Linked DNA regions of Homo sapiens: regions 1, 2, 3 and 4 are each linked to region 5. Evidence: chromatin loops called from intact Hi-C (ENCODE). Cell type or tissue: HCT116. All regions are shown on one strand. Each heading gives the region's core, and the rest is flanking DNA. Links, peaks and the distances in the headings are about the cores only.

The links. Hi-C counts contacts between places; a loop is a spot of excess contacts. Peaks named below come from ENCODE experiments on the same cell type or tissue, not always from the same donor. Only the 100,000 strongest peaks of a DNase experiment are listed, where the experiment ranks them.
Region 1: it touches region 5 in a loop (7-fold over the local background); 27 of 110 quality-filtered maps call a loop at or near these places.
Region 2: a loop joins it to region 5, with 4 times the contacts of the local background. A loop is called at or near these places in 3 of 110 quality-filtered maps.
Region 3: it touches region 5 in a loop (9-fold over the local background); 7 of 110 quality-filtered maps call a loop at or near these places.
Region 4: it touches region 5 in a loop (2.2-fold over the local background); 19 of 110 quality-filtered maps call a loop at or near these places.

The regions. Positions count from the first base shown.
Region 1 is chr14:71,100,104-71,106,467 of GRCh38, reverse strand. It overlaps PCNX1 (pecanex 1), which reads right to left. Exons shown (of 36, transcript NM_014982.3): 31 at 4,248-4,478; 32 at 2,799-3,073; 33 at 1,028-1,233. Among named protein-coding and RNA genes, the nearest start is that of PCNX1, 200 kb to the right of the region's middle. In HCT116, for the core only: a CTCF peak has its summit at 2,391 (motif pointing left); DNase peaks (open chromatin) are centred at 1,062 and 2,387; H3K27ac peaks cover 424 bases.
Region 2 is chr14:70,821,965-70,828,328 of GRCh38, reverse strand. LOC124903341 (a long non-coding RNA gene) reads right to left here. Exons shown (of 2, transcript XR_007064246.1): 1 at 6,207-6,364; 2 at 4,345-4,509. Among named protein-coding and RNA genes, the nearest start is that of MAP3K9, 16 kb to the right of the region's middle. RefSeq lists a silencer at 6,337-6,364. In HCT116, for the core only: no CTCF peak of the experiment used is centred there; no DNase peak of the experiment used is centred there; H3K4me3 peaks cover 792 bases.
Region 3 is chr14:71,047,889-71,054,252 of GRCh38, reverse strand. PCNX1 (pecanex 1) reads right to left here. Exons shown (of 36, transcript NM_014982.3): 22 at 6,269-6,364; 23 at 3,493-3,601; 24 at 2,241-2,370. Among named protein-coding and RNA genes, the nearest start is that of PCNX1, 140 kb to the right of the region's middle. In HCT116, for the core only: a CTCF peak has its summit at 3,871 (motif pointing left); no DNase peak of the experiment used is centred there.
Region 4 is chr14:71,852,563-71,858,926 of GRCh38, reverse strand. No RefSeq gene overlaps it. Among named protein-coding and RNA genes, the nearest start is that of RGS6, 77 kb to the left of the region's middle. RefSeq lists enhancers at 2,596-2,665, 6,252-6,364. In HCT116, for the core only: a CTCF peak has its summit at 3,319 (motif pointing right); a DNase peak (open chromatin) is centred at 3,326.
Region 5 is chr14:71,750,391-71,756,754 of GRCh38, reverse strand. No RefSeq gene overlaps it. Among named protein-coding and RNA genes, the nearest start is that of RGS6, 180 kb to the left of the region's middle. RefSeq lists an enhancer at 1,846-2,760. In HCT116, for the core only: a CTCF peak has its summit at 3,511 (motif pointing right); DNase peaks (open chromatin) are centred at 2,094 and 3,464; H3K4me3 peaks cover 414 bases; H3K27ac peaks cover 1,194 bases.

The DNA.
Region 1 (6,364 bases), core at 449-5,448, 650 kb after region 5:
TCTCTAACCTATGAAAATAATAAATGATTATAAAGACTTATATACAAAGACTATTACAACATTGTTAGAAGAAAAACCAAGTAATTGTCCAACAGGGGAGAAGTTAATTATAATAGTTAAATATTGTTAGCCTTTAAAAATTATATTTTCAGCTGGGCGTGGTGGCTCACGCCTGTAATCTCAGCACTTTGGGAGGCCAAGGTGGGCGGATCACAAGGTCAGGAGATCGAGACCATTCTGGCTAACATGGTTGAAACCTCGTCTCTACGAAAAATACAAAAAAAAAATTAGTTGGGCGCAGTGGCATGCACCTGTAGTCCCAGCTACTCGGGAGGCTGAGGTAGGAGAATGGTGTGAACCCAGGAGGCAGAGCTTGCAGTGAGCCGAGATGGCACCACTGCACTCCAGCCTGAGCAACAGAGTGAGACTCTGTCTCAAAAAATTAAAAATAATAAAAAAAATAAAAATTATATTTTCAAAGAATCCTTAATATATTAAAATGTTTATGTTGAATTATCAAGTTTTAAAAGTATATATACAAATATATAAAATATATATTTATATATATAAAATAATATGAACAAATGGAATAATGTACAACTTGGAATAAAAAAAATTATATTTCTGGGCTGGGTGTGGTGGCTCACGCCTGTAATCCCAGCACTTTGGGAGGCCGAGACGGGCAGATCATGAGGTCAGGAGATGGAGAACATCCTGGCTAACATGGTGAAACCCTGTCTCTACTAAAAATGCAAAAAAATAGCCGGGCGTGGTGGCAGGGGCCTTAGTCCCAGCTACTCAGGAGGCTGAGGCAGAAGAATGGCATGAACCCGGGAGGCGGAGCTTGCAGTGAGCCGAGACTGTGACACTGCACTCCAGCCAGAGCAAGACTCCATCTCAAAAAAAAAAAAAAATTCTATTTCTGAATTTCCAAGTGGACCACATGTAATCCTCTTTATACACATATACTAACCAGCCTCTATGGCTAAGAAGCTAACATTAGACATATAACTTTGTTTCACATTACCTAGTGTTGGAGGATAAGATGTGACAGGTGGGTGGAGTCCAGTTCCTGATCCCTGCCCAGGATTTCCAATGCTTCCCTGGGTCACGTTGCTGTGGGGATTGTTGGCAGTTGTTGCATTGTTACCAGTGCAGGAAGTCCCACCTCCAGTATCAGAATCTTCAATATTGCCACCACTGTTACATCCAGCTCCGCAACCTTTCCTAAGCCTAGGAACAAATACCAGAGTAGGAAGCATTATTCCAAGATCACTTCAAAATGGGTATTTTATTCTTTTTCCAGCTATTCTGAACTGCAAATGCTACTAATGTTCACCTTTTAAAGTCTTTATGGTGCAATCAATATTAGGAACAAAAAAACTCATTACGTTTTCAAAGAGTGGCTTAAGAACTATACCCGTCATATTCACTGCCTCAAATCTTTCATATGCTCTATTATCTGTCCTGCACCATAATAAAGAACTGTATATAACTCAGTTGTACCATTAAGATCACAGCTGGAAATGGAATTTTTTTTTTTTTGAGACGGAGTCTCGCTGTCACCAGGCTGGAGTGCAGTGGCACAATCTCGGCTCACTGCAACCTCCACCTCCAAGTTCAAACGATTTTCCTGCCTCAGCCTCCTGAGTAGCTGGGACTACAGGCGCCCACTACCATGTCCAGCTAATTTTGTATTTTTAGTAGAGATGGGGTTTCATCATGTTAGCCAGGATGGTCTCAATCTCTTGACCTTATGATCTGCCCACCTCAGCTTCCCAAAGTGCTGGGATTACCCAGTGTGAGCCACAGCGCCGGGCCTGGAAACAGAATTCTTACCAGTGCCAATGTCTGTTCAGTGACTCTGAAGTATGTAACCCCTGAAAACCTAATTTATTTATACTGTTAATATAGTGTACTTGAAGAGAGGTGCTGAAATCATTTTTCCTATTTTTAAAAAATGGAGAGTGACTAAGCAAACGAGGACAATTGGGCACTCTATGCCATTTTTCTTAGGGGGAAAGAATCTCTTTACGGTAATTCCAGCATATTAGATCTTTTTTGGAAAGAAAATTTCTTTGAACACTCCCCTGACTTATATTGTGCCTTCTGTTTGGGCGGAGATTGAACATTTGAGAGTTTGCTGCTTTAATTGCCAGATTTGGTTTTCTTAAGCTATATTTAAGAATCTGAACAACCCTTATGTTCTGCAATATTTCTTCATCATCCAAACTATGATGTTCCTACACCAGACATAATTTACTAGACAAAAGACAGAGAAAAAAAATCATGTGAATATTTGAAAACACTGTAGATTTCAGATCTGAGTGAGAATGTATTGTTAAAAAGGCAGTAGTATCTCTGCATTGCCATCAAGTTTCAATGTGTACAGAGTGCTCCCCCTAGTGTTGGAACAGAATGGTAAACTAGACAAAGTAATCAACTTGCATGTTATGTTTTTCTCTTAACTTCCCGTTTGTACAGAACAAATATTCAAATATTCTAATAGTGGTAATATACAACAGAAAGTTAAAAAAATTAAACAAATAAAGGGAATTTTCCAAGATTCTACCAAGTAATGGAGCAATGGTTCTTAACCAGTTATACATCAGATTTATCTAATAAGATTTTGAAGATAAGAATGCTCAGATTCTACTTCTTGAAGTTCAGAAATAATGGGTTCATATTGTACCATGGCACCTGTAATTTTTTCTACAAGCTTCCCAGGTGATGCACACTGCCTAGATTAAGAGGGTCAGGAATACACCAGCACTGAATAATACAATCCCTTGGCTCACCTGTGCCAGGTTGACACTATGAAGTTCCTGATATTTCCCAAGCTGATAGGACCCCCAAGAATGTCTTTAAGCTGTTCGTGGCTGTCAGAGTAAGAAGTTGTCAGGGGTGAGACAAAGATTGGGTAGCCAATAGGTTGATCACAAGATGAGTTTATCATGTTTCTCAGGGCTTGCTTTGCATTTTGGATGCTACCTCTCTCTGGGTTACGGTTACGTAGAAAAACAAGCTCCTGCTGTTGCCCTGCCCAAAGACCTCGGACACATTCCTTATTCACCTGAAAACCAGAACACAAGGGAATTAGGTTAAGGGGCCAAGAATAAAATTCACAGAAACAGAAGAGCAGAAATGGGAGGAATACAAAAGATATTATGATAACCAGTTGTGAAAAGCGGGGAACAAATATAAGTAGGTCACATTTAAATAGGAGGTAGCCAATTTCCCTTTGTCATTAGCAGGTTGCTAAATAATAAGTATCTACACAGCTCTTTCTTCATGCTCTGTATTTAAAGTATCAAGTAAAATAAAGTCAATTTAGTTTTTTAACTTGGCAAAGCACTGATAAATAAGACTATAGACATCTTTTATAGAAATGAGAGATAAATATTTACGGTTGAAAGAATGTTTATGACATTTGTGGGTCGATTAATGTGAATTTAAAAAATAACTATAAACTATCAGAATAAAATTTCAGAAATTAAGCCTCTTAAAGCACTGAGATGTTTAAAAAAACAAACAAGCAAAAGTTAGAATGAACTATTTAACTTCTGATCTTTATTAAGTACATGGTATGCTATCATTTTGCAACCTAAGAATCATATTATATTAGCAATATGGTGCTGACTTTTTAAAAAGAGATGCTGCCCAAATTGCATATATAAAATATATAAGACCTGCCATTTAATGGATAAAAGACTGTCAAAACTGAAATAACCAAAAATTTTAAGGCTTTATGGCACATGAGAAACTTTCAGAGGACAGAATAAAGTACTAAAAAAAAATAAGTAAAATTAAGTGCTCATAAACAAGAAAGACAAATGTAATATGGTCATCACATTTTTTTTCTGTGAAAAAACTTTCAATTACTTTTTAAAAGTTTACATCAAGGCTGGGCGTGGTGGCTCACACCTGTAATTGTACAGCTTTGGGAGGCTGAGTCAGGTGGATCACTTGAGGCCAGGAGTGTGAGACCAGCCTGGGCAACATTGCAAAACCCTGTCTCTACAAAAAACACAAAAATTAGCCGGACATGGTGGTGCATGTCTGTAGTCCCAGCTTCTCGATAGGCTGAGGTGGAGCAAAGGGAGGTCGAGAGCCTGCAGTAAGCCCATGATCATGCCACTGTATTCCAGCCTGGGCCCAAAGTGAGACTCTGTCTCAAAAAAAAAAAATTTTAGATCAAGTTATTCAACTTCTATGTTTTGGACCAAATAAATACCTCAAACACTTACTTTAATGACCCTGAAGCTCAGGTAGCGTCTGTTGAGCATGATGATTTTATATTCATTGGTGCCATCATCCATGACATGCCGCAGAGCAAGCAAGGAGGGAGAGTTGGCAAGTACTGCACTCCGCCATGCAGGGTCCCCTTCATGGGCTATTACGAGGTTCTTCTCATGAGATACTATGGCTTCATAGAGCACAGTAGGGTCATCATATTCATCTGGAGAAGTAAAATGATCCTAAATACAAAAATAATATATAAATTTTTAAAGGAAAATAAAAGAACTGATAACTTCTACAGTTACTAAGTGAAAGTTCTTAAAAACTGGTTTATTATGAATATTTCAACACATGTTAATATTATTAGAGATAAATTATAGATTCTCAGTCATAACTGGGTTAGGAAGTAGCTCATTACTGCTATACTATTTTTGTAAATTCCTCAATCCAACCCTCTCCTCTAAGTTCTAGATGAATAAACATCATTTCTGGTTTTTATGTGTTTTGTTTTTCTCTTTCAAGTTGGTTTTTCATATCTTTATTCATGTTTTTTTTTCTGTTGAAGGATTACGTCACTATTAGGTAAGGAAGGCTAAAACTACATAAAAGGTCTCTATATTGTGTTTCTTCTTAACTAGATACTTTTCACATAAAGTCGTATCTCTAAAATGGGTTCTAATATATCACTTTATCCTGCCTCTCACCTAGTTAAGATACAGCTCAAAGCTAGCAGCTCTGAGCACAGATTTGGGGTCCTAGTCCTAGAGAAGTTGGTAAAGTTTTCTCTGAAAAGTATCTTGGTCTTAATAACTACTTATTCATTTGATAGTTATTCAGTATCTACCATGTACAAGACTGTCTGGCAGGCAGCATGGATAAAACAAAGAAGATATGAAATGTATCTCCCTATTACAAACCTACACATTAACAGGGACAGGACATATACTGAAATAACTGTAACACAAATCTGCAGTTTTGAAATGGTATATTAAAGAAATGTAAATATGATAGGCTGCTTTCATATTTATAGTTGGGAGGCTGACAAATTTCTGTATCCCAGTAAAGTAATCCATTTGCACTCAAGTCAACTGACCAGAATTTGTGCTATGTGAAAGGAGAAGAGGGAGAGTAAGAAGGAATATCCTTAAGGATAGAGCCTGTTAGCTGGGGGGTTGAGATATGTGAGATAATACTGTATACATAAATAATGCTTCATAATGTAAAATGTTCTACATTATTTCACTGGAATTTTACAACAATCTTGTCAAGTAGGTTGAGTTGATAATACCTGCATTTTCCATGTTTAAAAACTGAAGCTTAAAGAGGCTTAATTGCTTCCTAAGTGTAGGAAGTTAGTAAATGCCAGGCAGAAGATTTTGGACCTCGAAGACTGGTATTCTGGAATAACTCAGTCAGACAAAATAAAGAAAAAAGAATAAAAGAAATGAAGAGAGTCTTTGAGGAATACGGGATTATGTAAAGCAACCAAACTTACCAATTAATGACATTCCTGAGAGAGGAGGTGGAAAAGTAAACAACCTGAAAAACATATTTGAGGGAATAACTCAAGAGCATTTCCCTAATCTTGCTAGAAAGGTGGACATCCAGATACAAGAAATCTGAGAACAGCTGTGAGATACTATACAAAATGAACATCACCAGGCATACAGTCACCAGGGTGTCCAAGGTCAACACTAAAGAAAAATTCTTAAAGGCAGCTAGAGAAAAAGGTCAGATCACATAAAAAGGGAACCCCATCAGGTTAATAGTAAACTTCTCAGAAGAAACTTTATAAGCCAGAAGGGATTGGGGCCTGTTTTCAGCATTCTTAAAGAAATTCCAACCAAGAATTTCATATCCTGCCAAACTAAGCTTCATAAGTGAAAGAGAAATAAAATCTTTTCCAGACAAGCAAGTGCTAAGGAAGTTTGTTACCACTTAACCAGCCTTATAAGAGATCCTTAAGGGAGTTCTAAACATGGAAACAAAAAAATAATACCTGCTACCACAAAAACACACTTAAGAACACAGCCCACAGACCCTATAAAGCAACCATACAGTAGAACTACGAAGCAACCATTCATGATACATGATAGGACCTTCATGATAGGACCAACAACTTCCT
Region 2 (6,364 bases), core at 823-5,822, 930 kb after region 5:
ATAAAAACCTGATGGTAAATATAGATTCATTAAAGGGTCTTAAACTAGGAGCTAGGCTGTGCTGCAGGCTTGAGCAGGGGACACAACACAACTTCTCTATTTTATCCTTTTCTTCTTTTTCTTCACTCATCCATGAGCTTTTATCTGAAAAAGCAGAGAGCAGATGTGCCCGAACTCTTTGGTTACAAATACTTGATTGGCTAATTTGGTTCAAAAGATATTTATTTTGTAAGAGATGAAAATCCGGGGTGGCTACAGATTTAAAGGAATAACTGAACCCAGGGACCAGGCACCGTGATCTCAGCAGGGCTGAAGCTTTTCTATGTGGTGCTGCGGTGGCATGGCCCGGCTCCAACTGCCCTCTGCATTTGTGTCTCAGCTCAAAGTTCAAAGTCCCCAGAAAGTGATTCTGTTGCTCAGTTTAGGCCCTAAGTCCACCCTGTCTATGCTCAGGGGAGGGGTCATGTGATTAAAGTCTCACCAGAAGAACATGGAAGCAGGTGAGGCAGCTCCCCGAAAGTGTGTGTGTGAGTGGGGTTTAGCGGCTGTTACCAGAGGAGGAAGGCTGATGGGAAAACACCATGGTGTCCAAGGCTCTAGAACTTCTCAGAAAGAGCTGTGAGTGGCAGCTATGTCAGATACCTCCAAAATGCTCCCAGGGCACAACTGGGAAATTTCAGGAGCATTGAGAGCCAGTTGGCCAGAAGGCTGACATCCAGTGGCTGGTTTATATTTTAAAGACTGCAGCCAATGTTTTTTCTTCCTCTTCTTACAAGCTTGTAAACAGCTGGCATTCAATGATATTCATTGACTGATGGGATGAGTAAATGAATGATGACACAGCTGTTACATGGGCCAAGGGAGTCTTCTGCTCTACATTAGCCTTAGCAGAATTAGTTTAGGAACTGTTTAATGGTGATTGAAGCCCACCAGAGCTATCTTTAGCAAAAGCTGGCCCTTGGTGGGATATTGTTTACAGCAGGCAGGGACAGATGGGAACCAAGGCCTGAATGACAGGGAGCCTCTTGTTTTCATTCCTCTCTGAACGTCTACATGCTTTCTCTGGATGCAGTTTGGGTTTTTTTTTTCTTTTCTTTTTTTTTTTTGAGACGGAGTTTTACTCTTGTTGCCCAGGCTGGAGTGTAGTGGCATGATCTCAGCTCACTGAAACCTCCACCTTCCAGGGTTCAAGAGATTCTCCTGCCTCAGCCTCCCGAGTAGCTGGAATCACAGGTGCCCGCTACCATGCCTGGCTAATTTTTTGTGTTTTTAGTACAGATGGGGTTTCACCATGTTGTCCAGGCTGGTCTTGAACTCCTGACCTCAGGAGATCCACCCGCCTCAGCCTCCCAAAGTGCTGGGATTACAGGCGTGGGCCACCGTGCCTGGCCCAATTTGGTATTTTTAAATTTTCAGTCCACCTAGTCAGAAAATAGCTTTCTAAGCCTCCAGTGTTTGTATTTCCTCTGCTCAAGAGCCCAGAGTGACTGAGACTGAGCCACCTTCATTCCCATTCCTGGGGTCTGCACCTGGCTCAATCAACCAAAATGGCACCTGAGGAGGTGTTATCATGTGGATTTGGCAATCCACTGTTATCATGTGGATTTGGCTATAGGAGCAGTTCTTGGGAAAAAGGGGAGATTCAGGCAAACAACCCAATTGGTATCTCCCGCAAAGCCAAATAATAATTACTACTTGCTTACATTTGCATAGTGCTTTAAGGATACTTGTTATCCATGATCTCATTTGATTCTTGGCACAACCTTATGAGGTAGGCAAAACAGGTATTAATATTCTTACTTCACATCTACTTTATTTCACCTTGCTGTGGGTCTGTTTTTAAAAATTCCTATCTCGGCTGGGCACGGTGGCTCATGCCTGTAATCCCAGCACTTTGGGAGGCTGAGGCGGGCAGATCACGAGGTCAAGAGATCGAGACCGTCCTGGCCAACATGGTGAAACCCTGTCTCTACTAAAAATACAAAAATTAGCTGGGTGTGGTGGCATGCATCTGTAGTCCCAGCTACTCAGGAGGCTGAGGCAGGAGAATTGCTTGAACCTGGGAGGCAGAAGTTGCAGTGAGCCCAGATTGTGCCATTGCACTCCAGCCTGGCGACAGAGCAAGACCCTGTCTCAAAAAAAAAAAAAAAAAAAATTGTATCTCTTCTATTTGCCTTTACATTTATTGAGGGCGTAGATTATATCTTTTTACCTTTGCACTTAGATCTCTAGCACCTAGCTCTGGGCTCTGTACATGATGGGCATTTAATTGATATTTCTTTTCTTTTTCTTTTTTTTTTTTTTTGAGATGGAGTCTCACTCTATTGCCCAGGCTGGAGTGCAGTGGCACGATCTTGGCTCACTGCAACCTCCGCCTCCAGGGTTCAAGCCATTCTCCCGCCTCAGCCTCCCTTAGTTGATATTTCTTAAATTGAATTTCTGTTTTCCAGATGAGAAAACTGAGGTCCAGGCTGGGCGAGGTAGCTCACGCCTGTAATCTCAACACTTTGGGAGGCCAAGGAGGGAGGACCACTTGAGCTCAGGACTTTGGGACCAGCCTGGGCAACATTTGTGAAATCTTGTGTCTACTAAAAAAAAAAAAAAAAAAAAAAAAAGCTGGGCATAGTGATGCATGCCTCTAGTCCCAGCTACTTGGGAGGCTAAGCCAAGAGGATACCTTGGGCCTGGGAGATTGAGGCTGCAGTGATCAGTGATCATGCCACTGCACTCCAGCCTGGGTGACAGAGAGAAATTGTCAGAGAAAGAAAGAAAGAAAGAAAGAAAGAAAGAAAGAAAGAAAGAAAGAAAGAAAGAAAGAAAGAAAGAAAGAAAGAAAGAAAGAAAGAAAGAAAGAAAGAAAGAAAGGAAGGAAGGAAGAAAGAGAAAGAAAGAAAGAAAGAAAGAGAGAAAGAAAGAGAGAGAGAAAGAGAGAAAGAAAAAAGAAAGAAAGAAAGAAAGAAAGAAAGAAAGAAAGAAAGAAAGAAAGAGAAAGAAAGAAAGAAAGAAAGAGGAAGACAGAAAAAAACCTGAGGTCCAGAATGCTGAGTGGCTTGCTTTGGGACACACAACTCTAGGGACAGGAACCTAATGATCCGCAACCAGTTATCATCCCTCTATGTATCCAGTGGATGATTCATAACAACAGAGATAAGCCTTTGGAACCCCAGTTATATGGTGGCTTAGACTAGGTTCACACCTGAGAGGTCTCCAGCAGCTCAGAAAGACCATGCTGTAAGACAAAGCACCCAGGCTCTGAGGTTAGAAGCCTGAAGTCTGGTGGCCTCCAGGAAAACAATCTCAGCCCTCCAAGAAGGGTCCTTGCCAGAGGAGTTGGACAAGCACCTAAGGAAGGCAGGTTATTAAAACCTGAATTTTCTCAGGAGCTGACTCAACTTTCTTAGCTGCCTCACATTTGAGTTTGATGGGAGAGAAAGGAGAAAGAAGCTGAGGTAGACACTGCCTTTGTGAGAAGCTTCCCATCACCTGGCAGAAGGCAGTCAGGGACAGCTGCAAGCTAGAGCTTATGGTCTCTGAAGTGGGCAAGATCATACAGCTCCACCACTTACAAAATGACCTGGACAAGCCACTTCAGCTGTGTTCATTCTCCCAGAGTTGTGTGAGGGTTAAATGAGAAAATCTAAGTCATTTGTCATTACATAGGATTATCATCTCTTTTCATTCAAGGTAGGAAAAGCAAGAATTGTGCCAGGCAACGATGAAGAAGGCAAAGTCCCTTTCCTCAAAGACTGATGGTCAAGGGAGGGGAGTAAATGGCAGAGTAAAGTGGTGAGGGATCTAAGTGTGGGTCGATCCTGTGGGAACCCACAGAGGAAGCATCCCCTGTATCCTCAGGATAGTCAGGAAAGGCTCCCCAGAGTGTGGACCTTTTTTTTTTTTTTTTTTTTTTTTGAGATGGTGTCTCACTATGTCACCCAGGCTGGAGTGCAGTGGCATGATCTCAGCTCACTGCAGTCTTGATCTCCTGGGCTCAAGCAATCCTCCCACCTCAGCCTCCCAAGTAGTTGGGACTACAGGCGTGCACCACCATGCCCAACTAATTTTTTTTTTTTTTTTTTTTGTAGAGCTGGGGTTTTGCCATATTGCCTATGCTGGTCTCAGAACTCCTTGGGCTCAAGTGATTCACTTGCCTCGGCCTCCCAAAGTGCAGGGATTACAGGCATGAGCCACTGCACCCGGTCGGAGCTAGGTCTTAAAGGATAGGTAAGACTTCATCAGGCAGGAGAAGCTGTGTTTGCAGGAAATGGTGGGATTATGGCAGGGTGACTACGAGGACATGGAATTATAATATGGCTGAGGGTGACAGAACTATCATCAGACGCCGTCTTGTGTCATCAGACTCCTTGTATTTATGCTGCAGAGGCCACACTTGGCAGGCTGATTTCAGGGGCATCAATCAAGAAGTCTCTGTGAAGTCACAGGCTTTCAAGATTCTTCTTCCCTTGCTTGCTGGGAGTGGCTGTTCCTCTGTTCACCTCCATTTCTTCAGAGCTGGAAGAGATGTGAGAATGATCTGGTGCAATCCCCTGCACCATGGTTGGTATGGATGGGTATCCCCATGTTATAAATGAGGCAACCGCGGCCGAGAGAAGCTGCAGCCAGTCCTTGGGGACGCGGCACCCAGGACTGCTTCTCCTAGAATTCAAGATGCTTCTTTTCTTTCCTCCCTTTTAGGTTTCAAATCTCTATTTCAGGCAATACTTGATATATTATGTATTTATAATTCAAGTTTTCAGACTTTTCTTAGCAGCAGGTTATAAAAAGGAGAGAAGCAGAAGCTGAGACAGGGAGGAAGCAAACAGAATGGGGCAGAGGTGGGAGTGGGAGGCTGAAGGCTTCCAGGAAGATAAGCTTCCTCGACTGTTAGTGGATTCCGCATCTGCGGCAATTCTACCCCCATCCGGACTAGAGGCTTTGGGACTACTGAGAACCAGGACCACCTATTTTCACAGCAAATGCCTGGAAGGAACCCAGGTGTCACATGTTGAGGGTTTATCAGAATAAATGGCTGTTATTTTCTTTTCCTCTTCCCTTTCCTTCTCACCTACCCTTATTAGTGATCTAGTGTCATAGCTGCAGAGTGACAGCAGGGAGACAGGAGTGAGCGGAGAGTGTGGGACAGAGGGGAAGAAAGAGAAACAGGCCATACGCAGACCTACAGGCAGCTCCTGAGCTACCCAGATCGCTTCTCCTGTACAGGAAGAGCTGCTGGCCCGAGGGAAGGGAAGAGGGGGTCCCTGTTGGAGCAACTGGAGTGGCAGGAGGCGAGTGGGTCGAGGGAGAGTTATTAATATGCACTAGAACACATATTTACAACTGGTGGCTTAAATTAAGGGCAGCACATTCACACCTAGCTACTCCCAGGCTTCCCACAAAGACATCTGAAGCGTGCAAAGCGCGCTCCCTGAGCCCAGCCCACCAAGGGGCGCGGCCCGCCTTGGTAGGGACAAGGTCTCTGGCGCTGGCCTGAGCGGCTGCGGGAGTTCGCTCCTGGGAGAGCGCAGCGAAACCGAGGGCATCCTTCCCTGTAAGAGGAGGGGGCGGAGGAAGGGAGGAGGGGAGGAAGGAAGGAGGGGAGGAGGGGAGGAGGAGAGGAGGAGGGAAGAAGGAAAGTGGGGGTGAAGGGAAGGAGGAAAGGAGGCGGGGAGGGAGAGACGGAGGAAGAGAGGGTGGGAAGAAGGAAGGAGAGAGAGAGGGCGAAGAGGGGAGAGAGGGGCGAACGAGAGAGATGTGGGGAGAGGGGAGAGGAGAGGGACGGGGCAGGGGAGGGGAGAGCGAGGGAAGAGAGAAAAAGAGAGAACGCAAGGGGGTCGGGGAGAAGAGAGAGGAGAGCGAGAGAGAGCGGGAGGAGAGGGGGAGGGAGAGAGACGGGGGAGAGCGAGACAGAGCGTGGGGAGACGGGGAGAGGGGAGAGCGAGAGAGCCAGGGGAGACGAGGAGCGAGCGAGAGGAGAGGGGAAGAGAGAGAGAAGGGGGAAAGCAAGAGAGTGGGGGGAAAGCGAGAGAGAGAGAGGGGAGAGACAGAGGGCGGGGGAGAGCGAGCGCGAGCGAGGGGAGGGGAGAGAGAGAGGCGCGCGCTGGTTGCTCCCGCGAAACCCTAAGCTCCGCCAGCGCTATTGCCCCTCCCGCTGCCAGCCCCGCGTCCACGTGGGGAAACTGTCCCTCCTGTGCCGGGAAGAAACGACTCACCGCCTTGCAGAGGCGCGGAAGCTGTGCGCGGGACGCCACGGCCCCGAAGCCGCGAGTGACCGCAGCTCCGATCCCCCGGCGGGAGGCCTGCCCGAGCGTGGGAGCCGAGCCCAGGGCCCTTTCTCCGCACTGGCTGCGGACCTAACCCTTCCTGGGCC
Region 3 (6,364 bases), core at 857-5,856, 700 kb after region 5:
GACAGATGAGTGAATTTTGATGTAATATAGTCCCACAAGTTCACAGATATGGTTTTAGATTCCATATTGCAAGTAGCTTTTAAGAAGCTCCCATTTCTTGGGTTTCAGTGAAAGATCAAAGAAAAATATCCATGATTGTCTTAAAAGGCTATTAGAATACTTCTTTTTTGCCTGGGCAAGGTGGCTCATGCCTGTAATCCCAGCACTTTGAGAGGCCAAGGCAGGCAAATCACTTCAGATCAGGAGTTTGAGACCAGCCTGGCCAACATGGTGAGTGAAGGTGAATTTTTTTTTTCAGCTACTTCAATCAAAACAATATACTGCACCTGACTGAATGTACAGGTAGATACAAGAATCCAGCTGTCTTTTAATAACCCAGACATTAAGAGATTTGCAAAACTATATAACAATGCCACTCTTCTCACTAATTTTTTGGGGGAGTGGAAATATAGTTATTCTTAACTTTAAAATGTTATTTATGCTAATATACAATAGATACGACATTGTTATTTTTAAATTAGTTAATAAGTAAACATTTGAAATTTTTGAGTTTTTCTTTCCACTCTAGTAAATATTAGTAGATAAAATCCATATTTTTAAAACTCTGGTGTTTCCAATAATTTTTAAGACCATAAGGCCGGGCACAGTGGCTCACGCCTGTAATCCCAGCACTTTGGGAGGCCGAAGCGGGTGGATCACCTGAGCTCAGAAGTTCAAGACCAGCCTGGTCAACATGGTGAAACCCCATCTCAACTAAAAATACAAAAAATAGCCAGGTGTGCTGGTGGGCGCCTGTAATCCCAGCTACTCGGGAGGCTGAGGCAGGAGAATTGCTTGAACCTGGGAGGCGGAGGTTGCAGTGAATCAAGATGGCGCCATTGCACTCCGGGAGGCGGAGGTTGCAGTGAGTCGAGATTGTGTCATTGCACTCCAGCCTGGATGACAAGGGCAAAACTCTGTCTCAAAAAAAGAAAAAGAAAAGAAAAGAAAAAAAAAGAGTATAAAGGGGTTCTAAATCCAAAAAGTTAAGAACTGCAGCCACTGAACATTACTTTGGGCTAATTGGTCCAGAGGAATAATAATTAATAACACCAAAATTCACCAAAATGGGAAATATCATGTGTGGTTTTAGATAAAGGACCAGAGTAAAAGTTTCAAACCTACAAACTAGCCCACTGTTTAAAAGGTGAGATTACAATTTTCACCTATTAAATATGCCAATTTGTGAAAGTATAGAGAGAAAGGCAGTCATGGAGATGGTCAGTAGAATTATAAATTAGTACAAGCTCTTTCTAAACCAATGTGTTTATATTAAAAGCCTTAAAAATGTTTATGCTCCATAACTCATAACTCCTAAAAGCGTTCCCTTTTAGGAACGCTTTCTGAAACAAAATGAAATTTGGAGAGATTACATACAAGGATAGTTACTAAGCTTCAGATTAAGTAGCTAGCCCAAGGAACTAAGCCTAAATGGAGAAAATACTTCATGCACAAAGATGGTCATTACAAACTTATCTTCTCAAAATAGCAGAAATAACCTATAAAAATTTAGCTTTAGAAATAGCCAGGTATTTCTAAGAAAACTATAACTCATTATGACTGTTATAACGATATTATATAGCATAAAGTTGCAGAGTATTATTAATGTGAAATAATTCAATATTACTGAAAGAAAAAATATAAACATGAACATATTCAATCAGAACAATGTTTAAAAATATCTTTTAAGTAGGAAAAAATGGCTGAGCACAGTGGCTCATGCCTGTGATCCTAACACTTTGGGAGGCTGAGGCGGGTGGGTCACTTGAGCTCAAGAGTTTGAGAGCAGTATAGGCAACACAGTCAAACTCCATCTCTACAAAAAATACCAAAATTAACCGACGTGGTGGCTCAAGCCTGTAGTCCTCGCTATTCAGGAGGCTGAGGCAGGAGGATCACTTGAGCCCCCCAGGAGGTGGAGGTTGCAGTGAGCAGAGACGCACCACTGCACTCCAGCCTGGGCAACAGAATGAGACCCTGTATGAAAAAAAAAAAAGGAAAGAAAGAAAAATAAAAAGTAATTTCCTCTGGCCTCTTCTTTTATATACTTTTCAAATTTTAAGACTATTTATTAAGTTTTAGCAAAAATAAATATTTCAACACAATAAATTATGAACCATAAATTCTAATAATAATGCTGTCAATAGTTTTTCCCAGTAGGAAAGATAAAAATTGTTTTTCAAGTGTTTTACTTTACTCACTTATAGTCTCTCTCCCAGAATTTCACAGGTCGGACATATGAAGTGATGAATATTGCACTTCCCAGAAAGGGGTTCAGTGGAGTAGAGAAGAAGGCCGAGACAGCAGCCTGAATAAACAGCATGGCTGAATCTATGGGAAAACTAGTTAAGGACACTGACATTCATCTGAGCACAGATGCCAAACAAACCCTCGCAAAAACCTAGCAGACACATTTAGATTACCTCAATTAGAGAACTGAGGTTCACCAGAAGAATACAAAAGAAGGTATATCACTGGGCAGTCATTAAGGGGTCACCAACAGAAAGACATACATAAAGTACAACCTGGTATGCTGCTTTCAAAGGAGCCAAATCAGTATTTGCTAATATGTATTTGGTAAAATTCATATATTAATCTTGGGAAGAGATGTTAGAGTTCAATTTTCCACAAGGGTAAAACTAAAACTTGCAGATACCATAAGTCTGTCTTTCCATATCAATGTGGTTACTAACCCTTACTATTATTTAGAAAATACTTCTAAGAAATCGTGGGAGTAGAAAATTTTTTACAGAAGTTTAATTCTATCAATTTCATAATCATATTATGAAAAAATGTTTTGTACCTTCATTTATTAAAAAATAATGCTAAACATTTCTTGTATGTATTAAAGATTCCTGGACTTTAATATTCACATATGCAAATGTAAGATTTTAAATCAGCATTACTTTCTTACAAAACCTGTATAGTTTTCTTATGTTCAGATGATCTGTGGGCCACAGATGTTAATACAAGTTAAACAATCAACAATATAGGTGTGGATATAAAAGGTTATGATTTTTTTTTTTTTTTTTTTTTTTTTTTTTTGAGACAGAGTTTTGCTCTCGTTGCCCAGGCTGGAGTGCAATGGCGCAATCTCGGCTCACTGCAACCTCTACCTCCTGGATTCAAGAGATTCTCCTGCCTCAGCCTCCCGGGTAGCTGGGATTACAGGCATGTGCCACCACACCCGGCTCATTTAGTATTTTCAGTGGAGATGGGGTTTATCCATGTTGGTCAGGCTGGTCTCAAACTCCCAATCTCAGGTGATCCGCCCGCCTCGGCCTCCCAGAGTGCTGGGATTACAGGCGTGAGCCACTGCACCCGGCCAAGATTATGAATTTTTGATAATTCATTACACAGTAAACTTACACCATGAAAGGTCATGCCTATAAACCAACATTCTTATCTAGGATATGACTGTCCATTCTTATAAAACTTTAATTAGAAGGATACGAGGCACTGCAAAAGGCTGAGCAAAAGCATGGAAAGCAGAACCCCATGTGATCTGCCATGGGGCAATATAGGTATACACAAACTGCAATTTATAAAGTAGTTCCCAAAGCTGCAGGAGGAAAAGAATGGCTGTCAGTAAAAAAAAAAAAACTTATCAGATATTTGAATTAGAAAATAAAAACCCTGTAAAATGTATTAGGAGAAGTTCTCCTAATAGGGAAATGGCATTGAAATTATTTGCCATTTACATAACAGGAAAAGATATATCAACTGCCTAAACACTGCACTTATTTCTGAGTAAAGATACTTTATAAGTAAAGATAGGTAGCTATATATGGATTTATGTTTCATCTGTTTAAAAAAAATTCTATGCCTTCTACTGGCCATATTATGCTACTACAAGCAAAACAAAGTAAGGTAGAAAGCAGCCAAATAACTGTTCTTGAAAAAAACATTGGGAGATATACCTAATGCTAGATGATGAGTTAGTGGGTGCAGCGCACCAGCATGGCACATGTATACATATGTAACTAACCTGCACATTGTGCACATGTACCCTAAAACTTAAAGTATAATAATAATAAATAAAAAAAAAGAAAAAAAATCAAGATGTCTGCAAAGCTTAAGTAATACATATATTTATTTTATTCTAAGACACATTTTCCCCAAACTTTAGTGCTTTGGAAACTATGTTTTAAATGTAATGTCAAAAGGAATGTGAAAAACAGCATTTGTAATACAGTTGTCACTGCCTGTTTCCATAGAAATTTAGTTGTGTATACCAGGCATCTGTTCATAACCTTAATTGTTGTCAGTGGAAACAGGATACACATTTTAATTTCATTTAAGGTTGAATATGCCACAGTTGAACAGTTCTTCAATGCTGAAACAGAGTTGCTGTACTTGTCCAAGATTGCCTCTGCATGATTAAGCAACAATCACCTCATCCTTTAAAATACTTTAACTGATTTACAAACGAACTTAACTTCCAATTTAAAAAAGAAATCACAACTCCAACCAATTAAAAAATGTAGATGAACTGCAGTATTTTTGCCATGACTCAAAATTATTTTTGCCATGACTGAAAATTATGCAATCCTCGGCACTAATATAATCAGGATCATGGTAAGTAAAAGCAGCATGTATATCATCACGATGCCATTATAATGACTTAAAAGCAATGACTCAGAAAGCTCTTCAGAGTCTGTGAAACAAACTGTATTCCAATTTTGACTATAATATTAAAGAAAAGAACAATATGTAACAATATGTAAAGGATGGTAGGCAAAGGGATTTCTGTATACATTTAATTTTTCTTAAAAGGTTATTAAATCCATGATGTACCTTACAATGATATCTTAATGTAAAAAATGTATCTGAAGAAATCCCTTGAATATTACTGATTATCATTGTTAAATTCTATCTACTGACCAATTTAAATACAAACTCAAGGGGAAAGCTTTCTCTATTTTGTTCATTGGTGTAGCCTAAGCATCTAGAACAGTTCTAAAACAGTTTTTTGTTTTAAAAAATATATTTAACAAATAAAAAGTATTAAGAAAATCCAAACTAATGCAGAGTTAAGTGTAGCAACTACATTTCAAAGATTATTTACTTTATATTTTACTGCAACTTTCACTTTTTTCCAACCAGTATAAGATGAAATACAATTTTCAATCTAAATATTTGAGTTTGTGGGAAACCACATGCTTCTTTATACAATTCTCTGATTAATTTTCTGGCTTCCTCCTTTGGTTAATAACCATACTCACTAGAAGAGGAAATAAATGATAAAAATACAAATTAGTGACTGAACAGATATAATATTGAAATATTTTAGAAGCTATTTATCACAATACTGAAATTGACTATCAATGAAACTTTGCTCAAATTAACGGCTTTCCATTTTTACTGTTCCCCATCCTAGATCAGACTACTATCACATCTGAATTACTGTCATTATCGCTTAAGCTGTTCTCTGTACCTTTAGGTTCTCTCTTCCCCAAATGAAGCCAAATGTGGCTGACCAGGCTAACTTCCCTAAAACTGGAATTTCATTGTGTTTTGTAGCTGTTCATTTGCTTCAGCTCTCTGTTACCTATCAAATGGGATAATGTATGTCAAAGTCCTTTGTATGTGGTCAGTGTTAACATGAAATTGAATTACTATTTCACTGACAAATAATCTGACTGTACAGCCTATTTCACTGAGAAAGGTAGTGTGATTCAGCAAAAAGATTCTTGGGTTAGGAGGCAGAGGACCAAGGTTTTACCATCTTATTTGTAAAAGGCCTAGAACATCTATCTTATGGGTGGATAATGAATTTTAGCAGAAGCCTATAAAGTTCAGAGTATTCTGCAAATATCACATCAAGCTAATTTCTGACTGCTCCCACCTAGCCTCAGTCTCCTCAGCCTCTACCTGCTTCATTGGGCTATGCCAGAGCCCAATTCAATTATTACCACTTCTGTTTCTAAAATTATTCAAAACTATATACCTTTTGAGAGATTCTATATATTTTAAAATATACTTATTAATGTTTCTCTAATTGTTTTATGTAACTTTATCTTCTTAGCTATAGCAAGAAATATATCTTTTATAAATCACAGTGACTATCTTTGTTTAGGGATTCTAATGTGCTCCTAAATAACTGGTTGAAGAGAGTTATTACTTAAACAATAATAAATCACATGAAATATAAGAAAAATTCTGACTAGCATATAACCCAGGGAGATAGTTTTTATAGATAAGGATATTCCTTTCAGTGATAAATTACCTTGTTGAAGAGTATGGACATAAAGAAGAGATCCAACAGCATGGTCTCTGAAAAAGCTTCATAGTCAAATTTGAAAAACAGCACAGTAAAGATGAC
Region 4 (6,364 bases), core at 502-5,501, 100 kb before region 5:
ATAGGTTGTATCGTTATTGTCATTCAGTTTGAATAATTTTTTAATTTCCATCTGGATTTTGGTTTTGACCTAATGCTCATTCAGGAACAGGTTATTTAACTTCCATGTATTTGCATGACTTTGAAGGCTCCTTTTGGAGTTGGTTTCCAGTTTTATTCCACTGTGGTCTGAGAGAGTACTTGATATAATTTCAATTTTCTTAAATCTATTGAGACTCATTTTATGGCCTATCATATGGTCTATCTTGGAAAAAGTTCCATGCACTGTTGAATAGAATGTGTATTCTGTGGTTGTTGGATGAAATGTTCTGTTTATATCTGTTAAGTCTATTTGTTCCAAGGTATAGTTTAAAACCATTGTTTCTTTGTTGACTTTCTGTTTCAATAACCTGTCTACTGCTGTCAGTGGAGTATTGAAGTCCCCCACTATTATTGTGTTGCTGTCTATCTCATTTCTTAGGTCTATTAGTAATCGTTTTATAAATTTGGGAGCTCCAGTGTTAGGTGTACATATGTTTAGGATTGTGATATTTTCCTGTTGGACAAGGCCATTTACCATTATATAATGTCCCTCTTTGTCTCTTTTAACTGCTGTTGCTTTAGAGTTTGTTTTGTCTGATACAAGAATGGCTACCCCTGCTCGCTTTTGGTGTCCATTTGAGTGAAATACCTTTTTCCACCCCTTTACTTGAAGTTTATGTGAGTCCGTATGTGTTAGGTGAGTCTCCCGCAGGCAGCAGAGAGTTAGTTGGTGAGTTCTTATCCATTCTGCAGTTCTGTATCTTTCAAGTGGAACATTTAGGCCATTTACAGTCAATGTTAGTATTGAGATGTGAGGTACCATTGCATTCATTGTGCTATTTGTTGCTTGCATACCTCGGTTTTTTTTTTGTTTTTGCTTTTTAACTTGCATTTTTGTTTTATAGGTTCTGTGTGATTTACGCTTTAAAGAGTTTCTGTTTGTATGTGTTTCCAGGATTTGTTTGAAGATTTAGAGCTCCTTTTAGCAGTTCTTATAGTGGTGGCTTGGTAGTGGCGAATTCTCTCAGCATTTGTTTGTCTGAAAAAGACTGCATCTTTCCTTCATATATGTTGCTTAGTTTTGCTGGATACAAAATTCTTGGCTGATAATTGTTTTGTTTGAGGAGGCTGAAGATAGGGCCCCAATCCCTTCTAGCTTTGCAGGGTTTCTGCTGGGAAATCTGCTGTTAATCTGATAGGTTTCCTTTATAGGTTACCTGAGTGTTTTTGTCTCACAGCTCTTAAAATTATTTTCTTTGTCTTAACTTTAGATAACCTGATGACAATATGCCTAGATGATGATCGTTTTGCGATGAATTTCCCAGCTGTTCTTTGTGCTTCTTTTATTTGCATGTCTAGGTCTCTAGCAAGGCCAGGGAAGTTTTCCTCGATTACTCCCCCAAATATGTTTTCAAAACTTTTAGATTTCTCTTCTTCCTCTGGAACACTGATTATTCTTAGGTTTGTTCCCTTAACATAATCCCAGACTTCTTGGAGGCTTTGTTCTTATTTTCTTATTGTTTTTCTTTGTCTTTGTTGGATTGGGTTAATTCCAAGACCTTGTCTTCGAGCTCTGAATTTCTTTTTCTACTTATTCAATTCCATTGCTGAGACTTTCCAGAGCATTTTGGATTTCTATAGGTGTGTCCAATATTTCCTGAAGTTTTGGTTGATTTTCTTTATGCTATCTATTTCCTTGAATATTTCTCCCTTCACTTCTTGCATCGTTTTTTGTATTTCCTTGCATTGGGCTTTGCCTTTCTCTGGTGCGTCCCTGATTGCTTGATAAGTAACCTCCTGAATTGTTTTTCAGGTAAATCAGGGATTTCTTCTTCTTGGTTTGGATCCACTGCTGGTGAGCAAGAGTGATTTTTGGGGGGTGTTAAAGAGCCTTGTTTTGTCATATTACCAGAGTTGGTTTTCTGGTTCCTTCTTATTTGGGTAGGCTCTGTCAGAGAGAAGGTTTAGGGCTGAGGGCTGTTGTTCAGATTCTTTTGTCCCATGGGGTGTTGCCTTGATGTAGTACTCTTCCTCTTTTCCTATGCATGTGGCTTCCTGTGAGCCAAGCTGCAGTGATTGTTATCTCTCTTCTGGGTCTAGCCACTTAGCAAGTCTACCCGGCTCTGGGCTGGTACTGGGGATTGTCTGCACATAGTCCTGTGATGTGAATCATCTATGGGTCTCTCAGTGTGGATACCAGTACCTGTTCCCATGGAGGTGGCAGGGGGTGAAATGGACTCTACGAGGTTGTCAGCTTTGGTGGTTTAATGTTCTATTTTTGTGCTGGTTGGCCTACTGCCAGGAGGTGGTGCTTTCCAGAAAGCATCAGCTGTGGTAGTATTGAGAGAAAATGGCAGTGGGCGGGGCCTTAAAACTCCCAAGAGTATATGCCCTTTGTCTTCAGCTACCAGGGTGCATAGGAAAGGCCCATCAGGTCGGGGCAGGGCTAAGCATGTCTGAGATCAGACTCTCCTTGGGCAGGTCTTGCTGTGGCTGCTGTGGGGTATGGGGGTGATGTTGCAAGGTCAATAGAGTAGTGTACCTAGCAGGATTATGGCTGCCTCTGCTGAGTCATGCAGGTTGTCAGGGAAGCGGGGGAAAGCCAGCAGTCACCAGCTTCACCCAGCTCCCACGCAAACCGAAGGGCCGATCTCACTCTCACCGTGCCCCTTCTAACAGCATTGTTTCTCTGCTCAGTTACACTACTATTGGCTGTTCTGGAAATCAGCAAACCAGTCAAATATGTTGTGTTCAATAGTTCCCTGGGGTTAGCAGACGTGGGCACACCTTAAAAACACAGTCAAGGTTGTCTTCAGCAACCTGTACCAGTCCTTTCTCTCTTCTGGTCCATCTGAAGTAGGTATTTTGTTTACAAATATTTCTCCAGCATCACACTCAGGAAATCTAAGATTAAATAAAAACTAAAAAGATGGTATTTCTGAAACATATTTCCTATAACATGTCCATCAAACAGAGAATGAAGAAATTGGAAGGATGAAAATGGAAGGAGGGATGGGGCATCAGTTGAGACAGAATGGGGGGTGGTACATTTTATGAATCCTCATTCCTACAAAATGAACCGCAAAGGCAGAGGCTTCTGTGTCTCTTGTATCTCCCCACATGCCCATCATGCTTTTTAAAAATCAGGCATTAAGAATTTGGGAATAGAAGGGACATTCATTTATTAAACATCATCTAAAATCAAGAGTCTAATCTTTAAAAACCTTCTTCAGTGGAGGGAGCTCACAGCCCTCTGACATGGGGGGAAGCTTATCTTCAGGCACACAAAATGGCAGAGGCCAGCAGGGGGCAGCAGCACAGCAGGAATATTGAGGCAAGCCTGGGGTATTGGGATGCAGCCAATGAAAAGTTGGCCAACAGGAAAATCATTGTCCTCTGCCCTTGGAAGAGCTTGATTAGAACCTGGAGCTTCACATAATAATCAAGATAAGAAATTTGGTGAAGTTCAATTTTCTTTTAAATTTTTGTCATGAAAAATTTCAAACACACACACACAGAATTAAAGAGAAAAGTATAGTGAACCAATATGTCCATTCCCCAGATTCATCATTATCAACATTCTGCCATACTTCCTCACCTGAACCTATTTTCTTTCTTTCTTTCTTATTTTAGAGACAATTGGAGTTTTAAATTTTAAAGTGTGTGTTCTTTCAAGGTGAGATTTGGTGAGTAGTCAAGCTCTAGTATAGTCCCACACTGCCATGAAGGACGTAAGCTCCTTTTATCCTTCTGCTCTGACACCCTTAGGTTACCTCATGGTGGCAAGATGGCAGCTGCACTTCTGGGAATCACATCCACATCCCAGGCAGAAGGCTGGGTGTAGTGGCTCATGCCTGTAGTCTCAGCACTTTGGGAGACCAAGGCGGGCAGATCACTTGAGATCAGGAGTTCAAGATCAGCCTGGTCAACATGGTGAAATCCTATCTCTACTAAAAATTCAAAAATTAGCTGGGCCTGGTGGTGGGCGTCTGTAATCCCAACTACTCAGGAGTCTGAGGAGGGAAAATCACTTGAACTCGGGAGGCAGAGTTTGCAGTGGGACTCCATCTCAAAAACAAACAAACAAAAAAACAACCATTCCAGGCAAAAAGAAGGAAGACCCAGGTTAAAAGGCAAATGTTAAAAGGCTACTTTCAGCATGAGAGAAAAAGACAGGGTGCTGGGGGAGCAGTAAAATTCAGGGACCACCACATGGAAATTCTAATTCAGCACCAAACAAATGTGAAGCTCAGAGGTAAGATAAGCTTAAAAAGCCACCTATGAAATAGGAGAGAATACTAGGAAGTCCAGCTCAGGAAAAATGCAACTGACATTTGTGTATCACTTCTTATAGCTTGCGATGAGATCAAGACTATACATGTTATCTCATTAAATTTGTCACAGCAACCCAATCGAGTAGGTTAAATAATTTTACAGATGATGAAATGAGACCTCAAGAGACCTCGTAACTTTCTCAAGGCTACAGAGCTGGTAAATAGTGGGTCCAAAATGATCTGCTCCTTATTGTCCTAATTTCCTTATTACTGATTCTTTCAGAGATATAATATGTGTTCCTCATGAAAAAAATCTGTAATCCTCACCATCGAAGGCCACTACTGCATATACTTGATTCCAAACCAGGAGCACAAAGGTGCGCATTCTTCTCGGGTCCATTGCAGTACACTGTTCAGCAAGCTGCAGTCCTAGCTGCGCCTTTAGTACGGGGGAAGCGGGGGTCCTGGATGAGGGTCTGGGCTGGGATGAGAGACCCTCATCCCCCAGCTCAGACACATCTGCTTTAAGAAATGGCTCACGCCTGTAATCCTAGCACTTTGGGAAGCCGAGGCTGGTGGATCATGAGGTCAAGAGATTCAGACCATCCTGGTCTACATGGTGATACCCCGTCTCTACTAAAAATACAAAAAAAATTAGCTGGGCGTGGTGGCGCATGCTTGTAGTCCCAGCTACTCGGGAGGCTGAGGCAGGAAAATTGGTTGAACCCGGGAGGCAGAGGTTACAGTGAGTCAAGATAGCACCACTGCACTCCAGCCTGGTGACAGAGCAAGACTCAGTCTCAAAAAAAAAAAAAAAAAAAGAAAGAAAAAAGAAATGGAGTAAAACTTCCTTGAAGCCACTGCTCTTCCGCTCTTTCCAATAAAAGGAAATGCACGTAGATCCACTGGGCTCAGAGTGACCTCCTGTCAAGGACTTCTAAATTGTCTTCAAAGATGGAAAATATTGCTTTGTACACAGCTCTTGGGATGGATTAATCATGAGCTGAATTTCACATAAAAGCAGAGACAAGAGACTTGATGCAGTCCAACATTCTTCCTTAACTTTTTTATTAAGAAAGTTTTCAAAAGTACACAAAAGAAAAGAGAATAATATAAAAAAACTCAATACACCCATCCTTGGATTCAACAATTATTCACTTTTTGCTCCAGTTGCTTCATGTCTTCCTTTTGGTCAGCCTTCTTTTTTTGTGAATATTTCTTAAAATCCCTGTCATCAGGCCATTTCACCCCAAAGTCCTTCCATATATCTCTCTAATAGACTTTTTATGTATAAACACAAAACCTTTATCACAATCAGTGGTATTAATACTCACTTTATATTCAAATTTTCGGCTGAGCATGGTGGCTCATGCCTGTAATTCCAGCACTTTGGGAGGCCGAGGCAGGTGGATCATTTGAGGTCAGGGGTTCGAGACCAGCCTGGCCAACATGGTGAAACCCCGTCTCTACTAAAAATACAAAAATTAGCCGGGTATGGTGGCGGAAGCTAGTAGTTCCAGCTACTTGGGAGGCCGAGGCAGGAAAATCACTTTAACCTGGGAGCCAGAGGTTGCAGTGAGCCGAGATCATGCCATTGCACTCCAGCCTGGGTGACAGAACAAGACTCTGTCTCAAAAAAAAAAAAAAAAAAAAAAAAATCAATTGTTTCAAAAATGTCTTTTTATAATTGGTTTCTTCAAAACAGGACCTAAACAAAATCAGGTCACTGCATTTGACTGTTATGTTGCTTAAATTTCTTCTAGCCTAGAGTAGTGTTACCAACTTACTGCCAGCAAGGTTCTCTAATTTCTTGAGTTCTTCAACTGTGTTCTTCCTCACCTCCACATCTCGGTACTTGCTGTACTTTCTGCCTAAAAGATGTCCCCTGGCCCATACATTGCCCCAAAATCTTCTGCTTGTCCTTCAGCTTTCAAATGAGATATTCTTGCTGGTATAACGTAGCCCTCTGTCAGAGCTTCTTTTGTTAAGCCCTTTGATTGTGATCCTAGTGTGCGTATTGATTACTATATTTATCAAGAGTTTTTGCATCATATGGAAAATGGCTACCAA
Region 5 (6,364 bases), core at 804-5,803:
GGGAGGCTAAGGCAGGAGAATCTCTTGAACCTGGGAAGTGAAGGTTGCAGTGAGCTGAGATCGCGCCACTGCACTCCAGCCTGGGTGACAAAGCGAGACTCCGCCTAAAAAAAAAAAAAAAAAAAAAAAAAAAAGCATGCAGTCCATTTCTCTGAAGATTTTCTTTCTTTTCTCTTTTCAATCTTTTTTATTTTCAGAGCTCCACTGCCATATTTTCTATTTTTATTATTTTGACTTATTCACATATTATCCAGGACCTAAAAAAATTCAATGCAACTGTATTCTGAATGAATACAATTTTAAAATGTACTAATCAAAAACATGAATTGCCATAAATGTAAAAATTAAAATATTAAAATTATGTTTTCAAAAAATTTTTTCTCTCAAGTAGTCACACATTTTATTTTATTTTTTTTTAGATGGAGTCTTGCTCTCTCACCCAGGCTGGAGTACAGTGGCGTGATCTTGGCTCACTGCAACCTCCACCTCCCGGGTTAAAGCGATTCTCCCAACTCAGTCTTCAAAGGAGCTGAGATTACAGGCATGCGCCACCATACCCAGCTAATTTTTGTATTTTTAGTAGACATGAGGTTTCACCATGTTGGCCAGGCTGGTCTCGAACTCCTGATCTCAAATGATCCACCCACTTGGGCCTCCCAAAGTGCTGGGATTATAGGTGTGAGTCACTGTGCCCAGCCACACATTTTAAATTAAAAGACAGACCTGGCAACGTGGCTCATATCTGTACTCCCAGCACTTTGGGAGGCCAAGGTGGGAGGATCACTTGAGTCCAGGAGTTCAAGACCAGCCTAGACAACATGGTGAGACCCTGCCTCTATTATTTAAAATAAAAAAAATCAAAAGATTTTTTAATGAAAATAAAAGACAAAATTTAAACAACAAAGTAAATCAAGCTTTTTTAAAAGCTGAAATTTTTATTTGATATTTTGAATTTAGATTAAATCTTAAACATTTTTATAAAAATAGCACTATTTAAATTCTACTGGTCATTTTCTATAGAGTTAACAATATAAAGAATCGACATTTCGCTTCAAACATGTTACCTCTAGCCTTTACATACACACATTTAAGAGGAATACGTATTGTTTAATATCACAAAGCACCCTTCAGCCACCATGCGTACCTGTTGTGAATATCAAAGAACTGAAACCATGAATTAGAACACAAAGAGAAGCAAGAGAAAGGACTCAGTACTATTGAGAAGCAACACTTTGTTGAGCTTTGATGCTGGAAGAAAGTATTTGACAAGTGAATTAATCTGTCTTCCCTCCGCCCTAGGCACTTCTAATATTTAAATCCTTTCCACGTTTCTGAGCAGAAGAGCCTCTAAACTTTCAAGCCGCTCTGGGAGCCTCTAAACTTTCAAGCCACTCTGTCACAGCCACCTTCTGTTTGGAAGACACAGGGTGAAAGATAAGAAAGGCAATTTCAGGCCAGGCTTTGTGGCCCATGCCTGTAATCCCGGCACTTTGGGAGGCCAAGGCAGTCGGATCTCTTAAGACCAGGAGTTCAATACCAGCTTGGCCAACATGATGAAACCCCATTTCTACTAAAAATACAAAAAGTAGCCGGGTGTGGTAGCACGCGCCTGTAGTCCCAGCTACTTGTGGGGCTGAGGCAGGAGGATCGATTGAGCCCAGGAAGTCGAGGCTGCAGGGAATCGTGATTGTGCCACTGCACTCCAGCCGGGGTAACAGAGTGAGACCCTTTCTCTCAAAAAAGGGGGGTGGGGACGAAAAGGCAATTTCTCTGAGGCCTGAACAGTGTTCCTGAGGACAGCATCTGTTTAGGGTTACAGGTGACCCTGTGCCAGCTCTAGGGGCCACATCTCAGTGACAGAAGCGCTAGGCATTCTTTCACACATTGTGCCCCCTGGGGATATGCAGGTCCCATAAGAGGGACACGGTGCCCCTCTTGTCCAGGTTTAAGGGTGGCACTGTGAGGGCCCATTTCTCTGGGATGAGCCTGCCTAGGGCTGGGCTCAGGAGGCAGGAAGACTAGAATGGAATGTGAGAGCTTCCCACGCTCAGAAAGGTGACTGGTGTCTCCAGCTTCTGAGCAGTCCCAGCGATGCGGCAGGGCCTCAGGGGAATAACCGCTTGAACTCAGCAGGGGAGGCGGGCCCAGCCTGTGCAGTGACCTCCACGCCCTGGCTCAACAGGAGGGCATTGAGGACCAGGGGGGTGAGGACGAGGGGTCTGTAAACCAGCCAGTGGCAACCAGAAACCAGAGGCCTCTCCTGCCCGCACCCCGGGACCTTGATAGGACCCCGATAGGACCCCGAGAGGGAAGAAGAGAGCCTCTGTCATGAAAAGAATTGTATTCCAGCCTCGCCAGATTAGATTTGACTTGAAGCAGGAAGAAAGAAATGTGACATTTCTCACCTCATTTTGTTCAAAAAAATCAGAATCCACCACGGAAGTAAATTTGTTTGAGTCGTGGCACGTTTCTCCAGCTCTTCTCTCCTCCACCCCTGGAAGCGAGGGGAGCCCACGGTCTGGGGAAGGGCGGACGTCGGGGCCTTCCCTACCGGACAGCACTGCCGCTTCTGCCATCTGCCTTCCTCCTTCTGCGGACTGTCCCTGCCGGAGGCCCCCAGCGGCCTGGCCTCGCATCAGATCGCCTGAGGGCCTCTCAGGTGTTGGTGGAGGGAGGTCATCTGGGTGGGAGAAGTTTTGCCATCAGCCTGAGGAGAGGACAGTGGGGATTCTGGGCAGAAAACAATGCGAACCATCAACAGAATATACATATATATATATATATATATATATATATATATATATATATATATATAGTTTTTTTTTTTTTTTTTTTTGAGACGGAGTCTCACTTTGTCATCCAGGCTAGAGTGCAGTGGCGCAATCTTGGCTCACTGCAACCTCCACCTTCTGGGTTCAAACAATTCTCCTGCCTCAACCTCCCGGGTAGCTAGGATTACAGGCGCCCACCACCACGCCAGGCTAATTTTTGTATTTTAGTAGAGAGAGAGTTTCGCCATGTTGGCCAGGCTGGTCTTGAACTCCTGACCTCAAGTGATTCACCCGCCTCGGCCTCCAAAGTGCTGGGATTACAGGCATGAGGCACCGCGCCCAGCAACAGAAGTTCTTTTTCCTCCATCTGGCCTTCCAGGTTCAAGCAAAGCCAGTGTCATTTGCCCAGGCCTCTCAGGATTCCTTTTGCTTCCAGAGACTCCCTCTTTACTCCCCACGCCGGGTACCCAGAAAAGTCCTTGAAAGAAATTGTTCTCCTCCTCCCCAGGGGTGGGGGGTACCACTTGGCCAGTGAATGGTTACTCCCAACCTTACCCATGAGCTCAGACACTGACAAGGCTGCAGGTCCTGCTCAAATCAAAATAGGAGCTATCAAATCCCGGGAGGGCCCCTGGCTCTGAGCCCAGTCTTCTTGCCTTCAGGATTTCTCCTGGCACAGAATCAGGAGGGAAACGCGCTCTTTCACTTGAACGCAAGTGAGGACTCGGACAGCAGAGGGAGCCAGCAGCCCGCGGTTGGCGCTGAGGCCCGGCTTCTGAAATCCCATCTGTTCCCAGAGCTTGTTGGCGCCCCCCGTGCAAGTTGGGGCACACAGAAAATACAAGTTTTCTTAAATGAATGCCTCCCAAGGGATCAGAAACAGGGCCCGCTGGGGTTTTCTTACAAATTCGTAACCTGCGTGGCTCTCCCGTGCCAATTAAATAATCAGGAGGAAATACCGCGTTTGTCTATTAAAGCCTGGTGTTGCTTCTCAGAGACTCACGGTGTAATATCAGAGGGAATTTACCTTCCATTGGGATTCTTTTGCCATTAACAATTCTTCCTCTCCGTGGGAACTTGCATGTCGCCTCTTCCCCTCGGCCCTCAGAACGCTTACTCTGTGGGCACACAGGAAAAGGTATGGGGGTCTCTGTGCTGAGCGCCCCAAGTTCCTCGTCTATAGGCAGACATTTTGATAAGCTAATCAGCTCTTTAACCAACTATCTGATAATATCTGATTTTTAAAAAGGCTTTCATAAAGTACTTTGTGCTATAGTAATATTTCCAAAGAGGAGCTGAACCCATTTATTGCAATGAACTAACATTTCGAATGCAATGCTGCTTTTCACCCAGCAACCCACGGCCAGGCCGGGCCTTCTTATTCCTGTTCTTCCGCCGAGGAGTCAGAATTATTTGCACCGCCTGCTCGTGTTCTCCACAGATTTCGTGGGGGCAGGTGCTGTGGGTTTCTGGAGATGAGCACTAACAGCTGTGCCACTCGGGACTTTGAGGAACGCCCAGTCTCCCACCAGCGTTCTCCACGGGGGTATCTGGGTAGTTTTCAAGGCCCCGTGCAGCCCCCACACCTATTTTCTCTGTGGCACCGCGGAGGTCTCAGCCGCACGACTTTCAGCTGGACGCCAGGAGTCTCCACAGAAGAACGTTGATCACTCATGACGTGGGGCGGAGAGATCCACACTGCTGAAGTTTATCAGAGGAGCCAAAGTCTGCCTTTATCTCACTCGGATACTACAGGATGCCTGGGGCTGAAGGATCAGGGAGGGGCAGCGGGGCCAGGAGGGAACCTGGAAGAAGTGAGAGTAGGGGCTTTGGATTAAGCCTGGATTCATAACAGGTGGAATGACACTTCTCAAGGAGGCCTGTTCTGTTTTGTTTTCAAGAGATGGGGTCTCTCTGTGTTGCCCAGGCTAGCACAGTGCTGCAATCACAGCTCACTGCAGCTTTGACCTCCTGGGCTTAAGGGATCCTCCCCCTTCAGCCTCCCAAGTAGCTGGGACTATGGGACTATCGGTGTGAGCCACTACACCTTGCTAGTTGTTGTTTCTTCCCCCCAATCCCCCACCTCACCCCATCCCATAGAGACTGGGGTCTCACTTTGTTGTCCAGGCTGGTCTTGAACTCCTGGCTTCAAGCAATCCACCCTCCTCAGCCTCCCAAAGTGTTGGGATTACAGGCATGAACTACCACACCTGGCCAAGGAGGCTTGTTTAAAATGATGCATCGAGGCCAGGTCATGCCCATAATCCCAACATTTTGGAAGGCCGAGGTGGGTGGATTGCTTGAGCTCAAGAGTTCTAGACCAGCCTGGGCAACATGGCAAAACCCCATCTCTACCTTAGCCAGTTGTGGTGGTTAGCACCTCCCAGCTACTCAGGAGGCTGAGGTGGGAGGATCGCTTCAGCCCAGGAGGTCAAGGCTGCAGTGAGCCAAGATTAGCACCACTGCACTCCAGCCTGGGTGACAGTGAGACCCTGTCTCAAAATATATAAAATGATGCATCCTGGATGGTGGTGACCACAGAGCCTGACCTCAGCCAGTCAGTGTTGTTATCAGGGTCCTCTCAGAGGCGTATGACTCACATTTAGGTCCAACAGCACACTTTGTGATAAATGACAGCATCAGCATTGTTCAAACTACTCAACAGACTGAAACAGTTGGTCAGATCTGTAAGATGAGATTTAACTGAGATACATGTCTTCTTCCCTTTCCATTTTGAATGGAGAAGAAATAACCCCAAAACACCACAGGTGAAAACACCTTAGGTGTTGGGATCGCCTCTGAGCTTATGTGAGACAGGACGCCAAAAAAATGGGGTAATCATAGGCTGCATGCATCCTAAGGATATTGGATCCAGAGTTGGAGGGCCAGTACCAGTGCCGGAATGCCGTGCTCATTTCTGCCTGTCTTTGAAAGGAGCCCAGGAGGGTGGGAGACTGAGACCAAGGCAGGGAGCAGCAGTGGGAAGCCCAAGATGCTTGGTCCAGGAGAAGAGGCTGGGAGAGGGACAGGATAAGGCAGCCACCTCCAAACAGGGAAGGGCAGCCTCAGGAAAGGGGAAGGGAATCAGACCCTATAGGCTGGGAGCTGCATTGGCCCAGGGCATTGGAATCCAACAGACCTGTGTTCGAATCCAACCAAGTGGGTGAGCAATCTCCTTAGCCCTTCTGAGCTGCAGCTTCCTCAACCAAGGGATAATGGGACAATTGAGCTCCCAGAGCCACTCAAGGACAGGATGACAGCCGCGAAGTGCTCAGGAAAGTGCCAGAAGCATGGGAAGTGCTTCAGAAAGTGTACCTTTTGTTACTATCTGGTGGAAATTAGATGGAGGCAGATTTTGGTTTAGTGTAACAGAACCTTGCAACTCTTGGAGCTGCCTTACTGCAGAGTGCAATATGGGCAGGATACGAATATTCAGGTGGTCACAATACTGAAAACTCAATGCTTTTGTGTACTTTGCTGCCTACTTGGAATGATTGCAAGTATTTCCTATTGCCTCAAAGGAGAGTTGACAATTATGCTCTCCCTGCCTTTGAGGAAAGAACTATGCTTGGCCCCTATCTGATTACCCCATG